Linked DNA regions of Homo sapiens: region 1 is linked to region 2. The links are chromatin loops, found by intact Hi-C in ENCODE. Cell type or tissue: HepG2. All regions are shown on one strand. Links, peaks and the distances in the headings refer to the core of each region. The heading gives the core; the rest is flanking DNA.

What was found. Peaks named below come from ENCODE experiments on the same cell type or tissue, not always from the same donor. Only the 100,000 strongest peaks of a DNase experiment are listed, where the experiment ranks them.
Region 1: a loop joins it to region 2, with 2.7 times the contacts of the local background. A loop is called at or near these places in 1 of 110 quality-filtered maps.

Annotation. Positions count from the first base shown.
Region 1 is chr7:47,537,029-47,542,204 of GRCh38, reverse strand. All of the region lies in intron 1 of TNS3 (tensin 3), which reads left to right. Among named protein-coding and RNA genes, the nearest start is that of TNS3, 42 kb to the left of the region's middle. RefSeq lists an enhancer at 4,557-5,176. In HepG2, for the core only: no CTCF peak of the experiment used is centred there; DNase peaks (open chromatin) are centred at 1,584, 2,484 and 3,204; H3K4me3 peaks cover 3,539 bases.
Region 2 is chr7:47,732,498-47,737,673 of GRCh38, reverse strand. No RefSeq gene overlaps it. Among named protein-coding and RNA genes, the nearest start is that of LINC00525, 26 kb to the left of the region's middle. In HepG2, for the core only: no CTCF peak of the experiment used is centred there; DNase peaks (open chromatin) are centred at 3,173 and 4,721.

The sequences.
Region 1 (5,176 bases), core at 650-4,649, 200 kb after region 2:
TGAAGCTTTCTCTGTTGTTGACTTACTCTTTTCCCTTTTATAGTAAATAAAGGAAAGTATTTAGAGACTATGTATTCTCTCTAAAGATCAACCAGTGACAGCCTATTAGATTCTGTCTCTCCACTGCACATAACTCCCGAGTCTCCCATCCCACGACGCATGGAAGCTGAGACCTTTACGCTTCCTAATAACCTGCTCCCAGGACTCCCATTGCCTCTCTGAGACTGTCTCTGTGGTCATTTGCTTTTTTTTTTTTGAGATGGAGTCTCGCTCTGTTGCCCACACTGGAGTGCAGTGGCACAATTTCGGCTCACTGCAAGCTCCGTCTCTCAGGATCATGCCATTCTTCTGCCTCAGCCTCCCGGGTAGCTGGGACTACAGGTGCCTGCCACCATGCCCAGCTAATTTTTTTGTATTTTTAGTAGAGACAGGGTTTCACCGTGTTAGCCAGGATGGTCTCCATCTCCTGACCTTGTGATCCGCTCGCCTCAGCCTCACAAAGTGCTGGGATTACAGGCGTGAGTCACTGCGCCCGGCCTCGGTCATTTGCTTCTATCAGTAGGGACTCAAAGAGTCTTGGATTTGTATTGTATTCAATGGGTCATAATCCAATATTATCACTATTTTGATCTCCAAGTTGTTTACAGTTTGCCTGGTGGGAGCCTCTTCAGGCTGGCCCCTGTGTCTTTTTGTTAAAAAACCCATTGTTCTGTGAGCACTGTCTTACTTTCTGGCCAAAAAGAAGAGATTTCAGGCTCATTGGGGGGTGACTGTTGGTATTGGAGCCTCCGCACCCTCCAAGGACAGATCTGGGAGTATCTCTGTGTGTGTGTGCATGTGTGTGTGTGCACTGGTTCGTATACACACATTCACATCTACTTTGATTTCTAGATGTATCTACGTCTCTAGATTGGAAACTCTGAGTCACACCAATATCTGATTCCTGTCTCCCAACACAGGGCTTACTATAATGTCCCCCATTCTAGACTAGCAAGCTCCTCCCGAAGGTGCCTCCCATTTTTCTTCTCACAGATCCTTATGCTCAATCATCCTGTGCATGACCAATCTCCCGTCACCTCTCCACTGCTATGGCCGTCCTCTCCCCTGTACATTTATCTGTGTTTCTAGGGCTGTTGCCCGAGGCTGAGGTTCTCTTACCTAGAGTTTCCATGTCCACTCCTGCTTTCTCCCGAGTGTCCTCCCAGGACTGCCAGGGGTCCTCCAGGATGAACATACACCTGTGATGCTTTTTCCTTTTTGCCAGTTAGAGCCCCCTGTGACGTTGGAGTCCAGCCCAGCTCGGTACTGGGGCCTCCTTCCTTGTGACTGCTTTGTGCAATCCTGCTCACCACCCTGTACTTGCTTCTTGAGCCCTGTCTACCCTCAGTGTCCCAACACAGCTGTGCATTAGCCACCCAGCCTTTGGCCAGTTCACCAAAAATACGGCGCTTTACCACCCTTGCCTCTCCTCACCTCTTTTCCTGTCTGGAAAGTGTCTGCTTCTGCTTCAAGTCACAGGCCATTCATGGAGTTCTTCCCATGATCTGTGGACTCCGTGCCCCCTCCTAACACTGCGTGTAGATCGTCCCTCTGGGAGGGGCGGGGTGAGCCAGCCGCTGTATTTCCTCTGACATCGAGCACACACGTTGCTCACGTATCTGTGGGTGAATGCATGATCGTGTGAGGGAATGGACTCATAGGAGCAGCCTCCAGTTTCCAGTGACAAAACGGGCACGAGTGGCCCCTCAGCTCTCCCCCAGGGAACCTTGTACTTGGTGTTAAAGTCTGACTCATGGAGGGGCTCATGTCCCTAGTTCCAGCTGGGTTTCCAACCCAGGTTGAGATGTAGCCTCTCTTCCTGATGGCTGGTTTGCTGATGTCTGCCTTAGCCGTCTGGAATTCATCCTCCCTGGGAAGAACCTCATTTTGTTCCTGGGAAGAACCTCATTTTGTTCCTGGGAAGAACCTTGTTTTGTTCCTGGGAAGAACCTCATTTTGTTCCTGGGAAGAACCTCGTTTTGTTCCTGGGAAGAACCTTGTTTTGTTCCTGGGAACCAAGTGCAGTCAGAAGCTAGGGTGAGACAACCTGGCGAGTAAAAAGCACAGAGGATTGTGGCAAAGCACGAAGAAAATTGGAAGCTGGGCAGCAGCACAGAGCTCACTGTGGCTTTAAGATGGAGTGAGGCCAGTCTGCCACCCAAGTTTTGAGGTGAGGGTCTGTGCCTGGAGGAGTCTGTGCCCTGGCTTCTGAGTCCCTTCGCATCCCCAGACCCTCAGCTACAGCTTACTTCTGGGAGGACTCAGAAGGGTGTGGTCTGAGACAGGCAGTGAACACCGGTGTTGATGTGGTGGAAATACAGCAAAGGAGAATGTTTTCATTCCTGCACCAGTGTTTATTGCTCCTGCTTGGTGCTGTGTGTGGAAAATCCCAGACAAGGTTAGGACTTCCTATTGGAGGTACAAGACTTATGACCACACTAGAGGGTCAGGGCCCCAACCATCCTTGAGTGGCTCAGCCATGGAGGATGATTAACCAGTCTGGGAGGTCAGATGGGGGGCGGATCTTCAACTGAGCCCAGGACAGCGGTTTTCAGCCAGAAAGGAGAATGGGAAACTGCCTTGGGAGAAGCCCCAAGTGAGCCCAAGGGCGCAGAGCAGAAGGACCCTGGAGTGTAAGAGCCTAGATTGCAAGCCTGGCAGGAGGAGGTCAGAGTCGGGGGCAGGGAGAGGGGCTGGAGAGGCGGCCTGCTGATGAATGCGGATTCGCCTTAGGATTGAGCACTGTTTCTTGCCAGTGAAAAATCAGTTTGTTGTCCTCACTGGGGAGGTTTATCACACGCACGATATTTGTTACTAGTAACGAAGTGTGGGAGTTTTCTGAATGGCTACTCTTTTAAATAAGTAAGAGCAGATTCAGGGTATCCCTGCAATAAAAAGCCACCTTCAACCATTTGCCTTCCACTCTGGCTTGCATAGGCAGTGGGCTGGCCTGTGCTCCTGGCCGTTGTTCCTGGGTGGACCCCAGAGAGTATGAATCCTGGTACTCAGGTTGGAGGAGTTTTATCCTGCTGGGGGCTATCTGTTCATTGCTGAATTCAGATTTCTTTGGCCGGTTCCTGTGGGCACCATGGTAAGGGCGGTGGTAGATCCAGCTGACCTCTGGGCGTGTTTGCCCTGGGTAAACCATGACAGCAGCATATCCTGTTCTTAGCTGTTTGTAGGCACTGCTATGTACCTGGTATTGTGTCAGATGTGAAGCAATCTGGAATGAATACGATACAGATGTGTTCTCAGGGAAAAATGTTTGAAAAGACTAAAGTTTGGATATGCTATAGGAAAAAAATGATGAATGTATACAGAAAAATGAATGAAGGAATGAATATAGAAAAAGGTGAATAATGGTGTCATTTGAAGGACAGGGGGAAATGAGAATGCCTGCTTGTCTGCCAGGTGATGATTTAGTGAGGAATTGGAACCCAGAATGGTGTGTTCTAGGAGGAGGTTTTTTCCTTTGTAGTTAAAAGTTGAAGAGCAGCTTTGCTCTTCTACTGCAGAAACAGAAAGATGGATATTTAGTGCCAGAACTTGAGAGGTTAACGTCAGCCAGTTGAATTGATGGCTGGAATTTGCACATATGTCAGCCATAAAGGCCACGACTTAGCCCACCCAGACTGCTCCCCACATCCAAGGCATGTGGAGTTGCAAGTGGAGCTGTAGATCTGAAGTTAGAGTGTTGGAGCCATAAAGGCTGAGCTCTGGGACACTGCTCCTAGGCTGGGCCTGGAGTGAAGGCCAGTGGTAGGAGTACAGGGTTAGCTGGCCTGAGACTAGAAGGCCCCCTATCCTGCTCTGAGGCAGGGGTCTCTTCCGCTGCCCACCGTAGACCACAGGCAGTGGCTTCATCTTGAACATGTTCTTTTAGTTTTAGACTTGCCACAAAGCTTCTTGCAGACAGCCAAGATCCACTGCCCCGGGAAGGCTGGTGAAGTCCGACAGGCATTGAAAGGAGGGATCTGCCTGTGGATCTTGCCCGCCTCTCCTCCTGGCGTTTCTAAGTGACCCTTTCTTCAGGATCCTGGCTTGTCCATCTTCTCCCATCACCCTGTCATCTTCACCTCCTGAACTTCGGGTTTCTAATTTCCTTCTAAAATCGCAGACCCATAAAGGAAGACGGGACTTCAGATGTGCTGTGAATTGTCCTGATTTGCCAGGAGCAGGATGGCGGGGGGTGGGGGGGGTGCGGTGAGGGAGGGATAGGCTGGGAGATAGGGAGGTGCAGCCCAGCCCCCAGGTGTGCAAGGCCCCGGGCGGTCCTGTGCTTTGATATTTGCTTGAAATCCTTACCTGGTTAGGCGTGTCCCTCTCTGCAAGGCCAGGCTCCTAGTTTTTTAGTAGAAGAAGCAAATTAGAAAAAAAGCCTTTCTGCCTCGGTGTTTACCTGCTTTCCACTCCAAATGCCCTGTTTGCTAGTGTAGATTATCAGGGTAGTGTAGATTACTGCTCATTACAGATGCAGAGTTGACTGGATAATATTCAAGATTTAGAAATTCCGAAAGCCAGAGCTTGCCCGGTTTTGATTCTTTTAAGCACCTCGCCAGCGTTCTCGGAGAGGTTTGAAATCCTAGTAAAGCTGAACCCTGCGCCAAGCGCGGCGCGTCGGTAATTCCAATCAGATGGCGGCTGCAAGATCCTGCTCCCCCCGCCTGGAAGGCGTTTCCTCACCCACTTTCCCAGTGTTTGGCGGCTCAGCCTGTGCCTCCGCGCTCGCTCGGAGCTGCGGTTGGGGCGGGCGGGGGAGGGAGGGCTAATTCGTGTCAGATGGAGGGACGCCGTGCGGGACCGTGCGCTCGCGCCTGGCTTTTGTTCCCGGCGTCTGACTTCTGACGGGCAGGAGTGGCCGTGGAGGCTGCGGCGCGCGGCTGGGACCTGGGCCGGCGGCCACGGAGAGCCCTTGGCCCCTCCCGTGTTGGCCATTTCCTGGGACTTGTGTCCGCAGGGGACTCGGGAGGCATCCTCCCCCCAGATAGCCGCTGGGGAGGGGTCAGCGGCCACCCTCGCCCGGCCGAGCCCGGCTCCCCGCGGGCGGCAGGGGCAGCCATGAGGCTGCGCGCCCTGACCCCTGGGCCACCGGGAGGGTTCGCGCGCGGAACCCGGTCGCGCCGGCGCCGGCGCCAGG
Region 2 (5,176 bases), core at 770-4,769:
GGATGGAGGTGGGAGCTGAAGCCTCCCTCCAGGTCAGGACCTGAGCACTGGCTGCAGGGAAGTCTGTCCTGCTGCCAGCTGTTCAGACATGGAGGCCCCTCTGTGGGTCCCAGTTTGCTCCCCTCACTTGCTCCCCACATCCCTTCTCACAGTTGGCACCCCAGGCGGACAGCCCTTGGTCAGATGGGCCTTGTTGGGGACTAATTATTTTAAATGGCTAAAGTGAAGGAGTGAATGAGGAGTAAGGAGAAATTGAGGGGAATCCCCACAACATCTCTGCAATCTGCAGAATAATGACCCCCAAAGATGTCCATGTCCTGGGCCCTAGAACATGTGGGTACGGCACCTTACATGGCAAAGGGGACATTGTAGATGGGATTAAATTAAGGGTCTTGAAGTAGATTGTCCTGGATTGTGGGGCTGGGCCCAATGTCATCACAGGATCCTTATAAGAGGGAGGCTCAGAGTCAGAGTGGGAGATGTCACAATGGAAGCGGAGGTCAGAGAACAGAGGGAGAGGGATGTGAAGATGCCGTGCAGCTTGCTTTGAGGATGCGCGAAGGAGACACAACCCAAAGAATGTGGATGGCCTCTAGAAGCCGGACAATGCTGGGCAATGGATTCTTTTTTAGAGCCTCAGAAGGAGCACAGCCCTGGGGGCCTTTCTCATCTCCAGAACCCTAAGACAATGCAGTTGAGCCGTCTTAAGCTACTAAATTTGTGTTCCTTTGTTATAGCAACAATAGGAAACAAATAGAATGTCATGATTTTCTAGGATGAGGCCAAGATCATGAGGACTCAGCTATGGCGGGTAGGGGGCTTTGAAACTTGATGCTTCCCCAGTCCAGGGCATGTTCTCAGCAGCCCAGCAGCCAACTCGCTGATTCGTAGAGAGCCCTAATTCCTGCAGGCATTCATTTGTCTCGTTTAAGAGAAACGCATCTCTCTCTCCTGAACCCTATCAACCCTCAGAAAACAGTCTATTAGAAATATGAGACATCAGCCGGGCGCGGTAGCTCATTCCTGTAATCCCAGCACTCTGGGAGGCCAAAGCGGGTGGATCACAAGGTTAGGGGTTCAAGAACAGCCTGGCCGAGATGGTGAAACCCCATCTGTACTAAAAATACAAAAATTAGCCAGGCATGGTGGCGGGCACCTGTAATCCCAGCTACTCTGGAGGCTGAGGCAGAGAACCCAGGATGTGGAGGTTGCAGTGAGCCAGCTGAGATCACACCAGTGCACTCCAGCCTGGGCGACAGAGTGAGACTCCGTGAAAGAAAGGAAGGAAGGAAGGAAGGAAAAGAAAGAAAGAAAGCAGGGAGGGAGGGAAGGAGGGAGGGAAAGGGAGGGAGGGAGGGAGGGAAAGAAAGAAAGAAGGAAAGAAGGAAGGAAGGGAGGGAGGGAGGGAGGAAGGAAGGAAAGAAAGAAAGAAGGAGGGAGGGAGGGAAGAGAGGGAGGGAGGGAGGGTGGAAAGAAAGAGAGAGAGGGAGGGAGGGGAGAGAGAGAGGGAGGGAGGGAGGAAAGAGAGAGAAAAAGAAAGAAAGAAAGAAGGGAGGGAGGGAGGAAGGAAAAGAAAGAAAAGAAAGAAGAAAGAAAGAGAAAGAAAGAAAAAGAAAGAGAGAAAGAAAGGAAGAAAGAAAGAGAAAGAAAGAAAGAGACATCTTGGCAGTGGAAGGCAGTGGCCACGCCTTCCTGCTTGAAGTCTGGGCAACCCTCTGTGTCCATCCTGGAGAAAGGAGCCCTTGAGACCAGCATATTCTTAATGTGTTGCCTGCTCATGGTGAGAAGATATTCAGGAAAAAGAAGCTCACGCCTTTGTTTCCCCTCCACTCTTCACTCTCCCATCCAGAGAAGACACGCTCTGTAGGTTAGAGCGGGCAAGCATGGGATCCCACAGCGTAAGGATGAAAGTGCTCTGTTGGAATTAAGCACAGAGGAGTACACATTGTGGAAGCCACTAAATATAAGTGACACAAGTAACCAAGACTGCTGGCTGCCCTTCCTGTCTACTCTCCCTTTTCCCTTGGGAACAGAATTGCAGTTCTAAGTGGAAATACAGACCCGCATCCCATACACCCAGGTACTTGCATGCCACTCAGTCTGACAAATGACACATAAGTGGAGTTTGTTAGGCAAGATTTCTGCAATAGCTCCTTAAGAGATGGACAGAGCTCCAACCCAGGCCCCCTTAAACCTGTTCCCCCTCTTCCTGGAATCTCAATTTGAGAGCTGGATCTCCAGCAGCCACCTTGATTCATGAGAAGCTTGTAAGGGTGGGAGCCATCCGGAGGGGACAAGCAAAGCAGTGGGAGAGAAGAAACCCAGGTCCCAAGTGGCCCTCAAGTCTCCATAGCTTCTCTGGATGCCCTGCCTCCAGACTGATTTTATGAAAAAGAAGAAAAGAAGCTTTTATCTTGTTCCCCCCGCTCCACCGCCCCTGGTCTCTGTTAATAGCAGCCAATTGCAATTCTAACTGATGTAGCATATACTGGAAATAGCATTGCACAAAAGTAACGTAATAGGTAAATAGTCACTGTGGATCAAACCCCATCTCTGCAGTCCTCCCTGAGATTTGGGACCTTAGCACATGAAGCAACTTCTTTGGGCTTTGGTTGCCTCATCTATAGATTGGGCTGTTCATGAGGCTGAGTAGGGAGGCCATCATAAAGCACTGTGTTTAAGATGCATTGGAAATAATCAGCTGTTTAGGTCGGAAGTAGGATGACTAAGTAAATGCTGGGCTGTGTTGAAAAAGATAGAGATATCCTATATTGAGAACAGCAAATCATTAATAGGGTGAACTAGAAATGACCTAGACTCTGACGGAACATCAGTGCCTTGCCTGTGGATGGGCTGGTCTCACCTGCACACACACAGCGTTGTGATGATGGTGGCCAGCAGGAAAGCTCCCTGTCCTGGCCAGACTGGTGGGGGATCTGTAGCTGGTGACCTTCTCTGCCCTCCAGCTACGAGTCAGCCTATGTCCTGGGCCGGCAGGAGGATGGGGCAGGGAGCAAGGTCGGGTGGAAGCCCAGAGCCGGATGTTTCTTTTGCCTCTAAATATCCTGTGTACACAGACCCCCGTCACCATTCAGAAGCCCAGAACTGAGATGACAGGTGACAAAGCTTTCTGTCTCCAGCCCAGACATCCGTTCCTCATCTCTGTCATTGTCATCTCCTCTCATCACGTGACCACAGTTAGACAAGACTGGCCACATCTAGAAAGAGTTTCTCCCAGTTACACATTCACCAGTTTGGCCATGGGCTTTGCTGGAGCTATTCAAGCACTAAATCATCCATCGCTCAACAAATATTCAGGGGTCACGGACCATGGGCTGGATACTACTTCTTTCCAGTGAGAGAAAACTCAGTCTGTGGTGGACCAACAGACTGAACATGCATTTTATAGGACTCCAGCAGCTGAAGGTGGCTTCACATGATACTGTCAAAGTAAATTTTATTCTGCATGGCAAAGTCTCCACTGAACAGTAATGATTATTGTAATGAACGATTAAGGACTCTTTGTATATGCCGGGTACCCTGGTAACTATTTTACACCGTTATATTGATTCAGAACAAAAAACCAGTGGAGAGTTCCTCGTATTTTTTTAGTCTGAATTTACAGTGAGATTTGGTGTTGGCAGTAAACCGTGCACGTGCAGCAATACCTGTTGCCCACTGAATACCGTGGTAGCACGAGGAGGGATGTGGCTGCCTTGGAGTAGATGGAAACAGGAACCCAGCGTTCTCTGCACTGGACTCATTACATATTCACATTCTCCAGCATGGGTGATGTTATGCAGTTAGCTTTTTAAGAATAAAAATTTGGCCGGGTGCAGTGGCTCAAGCCTGTAATCCCAGCACTTTCGGAGGCTGAGGCGGGTGGATAACCTGAGATCAGGAGTTTGAGACCAGCCTGGCTAACATGGTGAAACCCTGTTTCTACTAAAAATACAAAAAATTAGCTGGGCGTGGTGGCATGCGCCTGTAATCTCAGCTACTTGGGAGGCTGAGGCAGGAGAATCACTTGAACCCAGGAGGCAGAGGTTGCAGCGGGCCAAGATCACACCATTGCACTCTAGCTTGGGCAAAAAGAGCGAAATTCCACCTCAAAAAGAAAACAAAACAAAAAGAATAAAAATTGGAGGTAGGGTGAAGGAAAGAGCAATGAAAGAACCGCATTGCAGGAAGAACTCAGAGGAGCAGCCCCTCATGGAGTTGACTGGCACTTTGGGAATGACAGGGCTCGTCTGCACAACCTTCCAACCTAGCTCTAAGGCTCAAATGCCTGGTGTCTGCTTTCCCTATGAGAAATACCTTCCCACCTACCTTCCAGGCTGCAGAGGAGGGCAGGAAGTCTGTTCTGTGGCTTGCTAGATTCTTTTCAGTTGACGAACACCTGAGGAGGCGTAAAAAGCTGCCCAGCCTTCCTTACCCACTCTAGATTTCTGTGCTTCCTTCTGATTTTGTTTTTTGGTTTGTTATTATTGTTGTTTTTGAGATGGAGTCTCACTCTGTTGCCCAGGCTGGGGTGCAGTGGCACCATCTCGGCTCACTGCAACCTCTGCCTCCGAGGTTCAAGCGATTCTTCTGCCTCAGCCTCCTGAGTAGCTGCTATTACAGGCGCCCGCCACCATGCCCCACTAGTTTTTGTACTTTCAGTAGAGACAGGGTTTCATCATATTGACCAGGCTGGTCTCAAACTCCTGACCTCAGGTGACCCACCCACCTCCACCTCCCAGCGTGCTGGGATTACAGGCATGAACCACTGCACCCTGACTGATTTTGTTTGTTTTCTCACAGACTTCTAATTCACAGAATCTGCATCTCAAAATGGGGTGAAAACTTAAGGTCACCTTGCCCAACTAGCCCCTCTACAAAAACTTCAGTTAATTAATCAGTCTGCATGGATATTAGGTGTCAGGGTGTTTGTGGAAGTGACCTCTACAGAGTTTTGACACCACATACAAGGATCAGAACAAAATTTCAGGGTGAGACTCCAGGATCCAGGCTAGAAGTAAGGGATGGATCCCCCAAGAATGGCACCAAGGGCTGTGGCCTCAGAGCACCCCACTGGCCAACCAAAATTGCTTTAGGAGAGACGACTTGAGAGGCATTAGACAGAAGCACGCTGCAGGGAGAGGTTTGCACATGTTTGCTGTGCAGTCAACAGTGA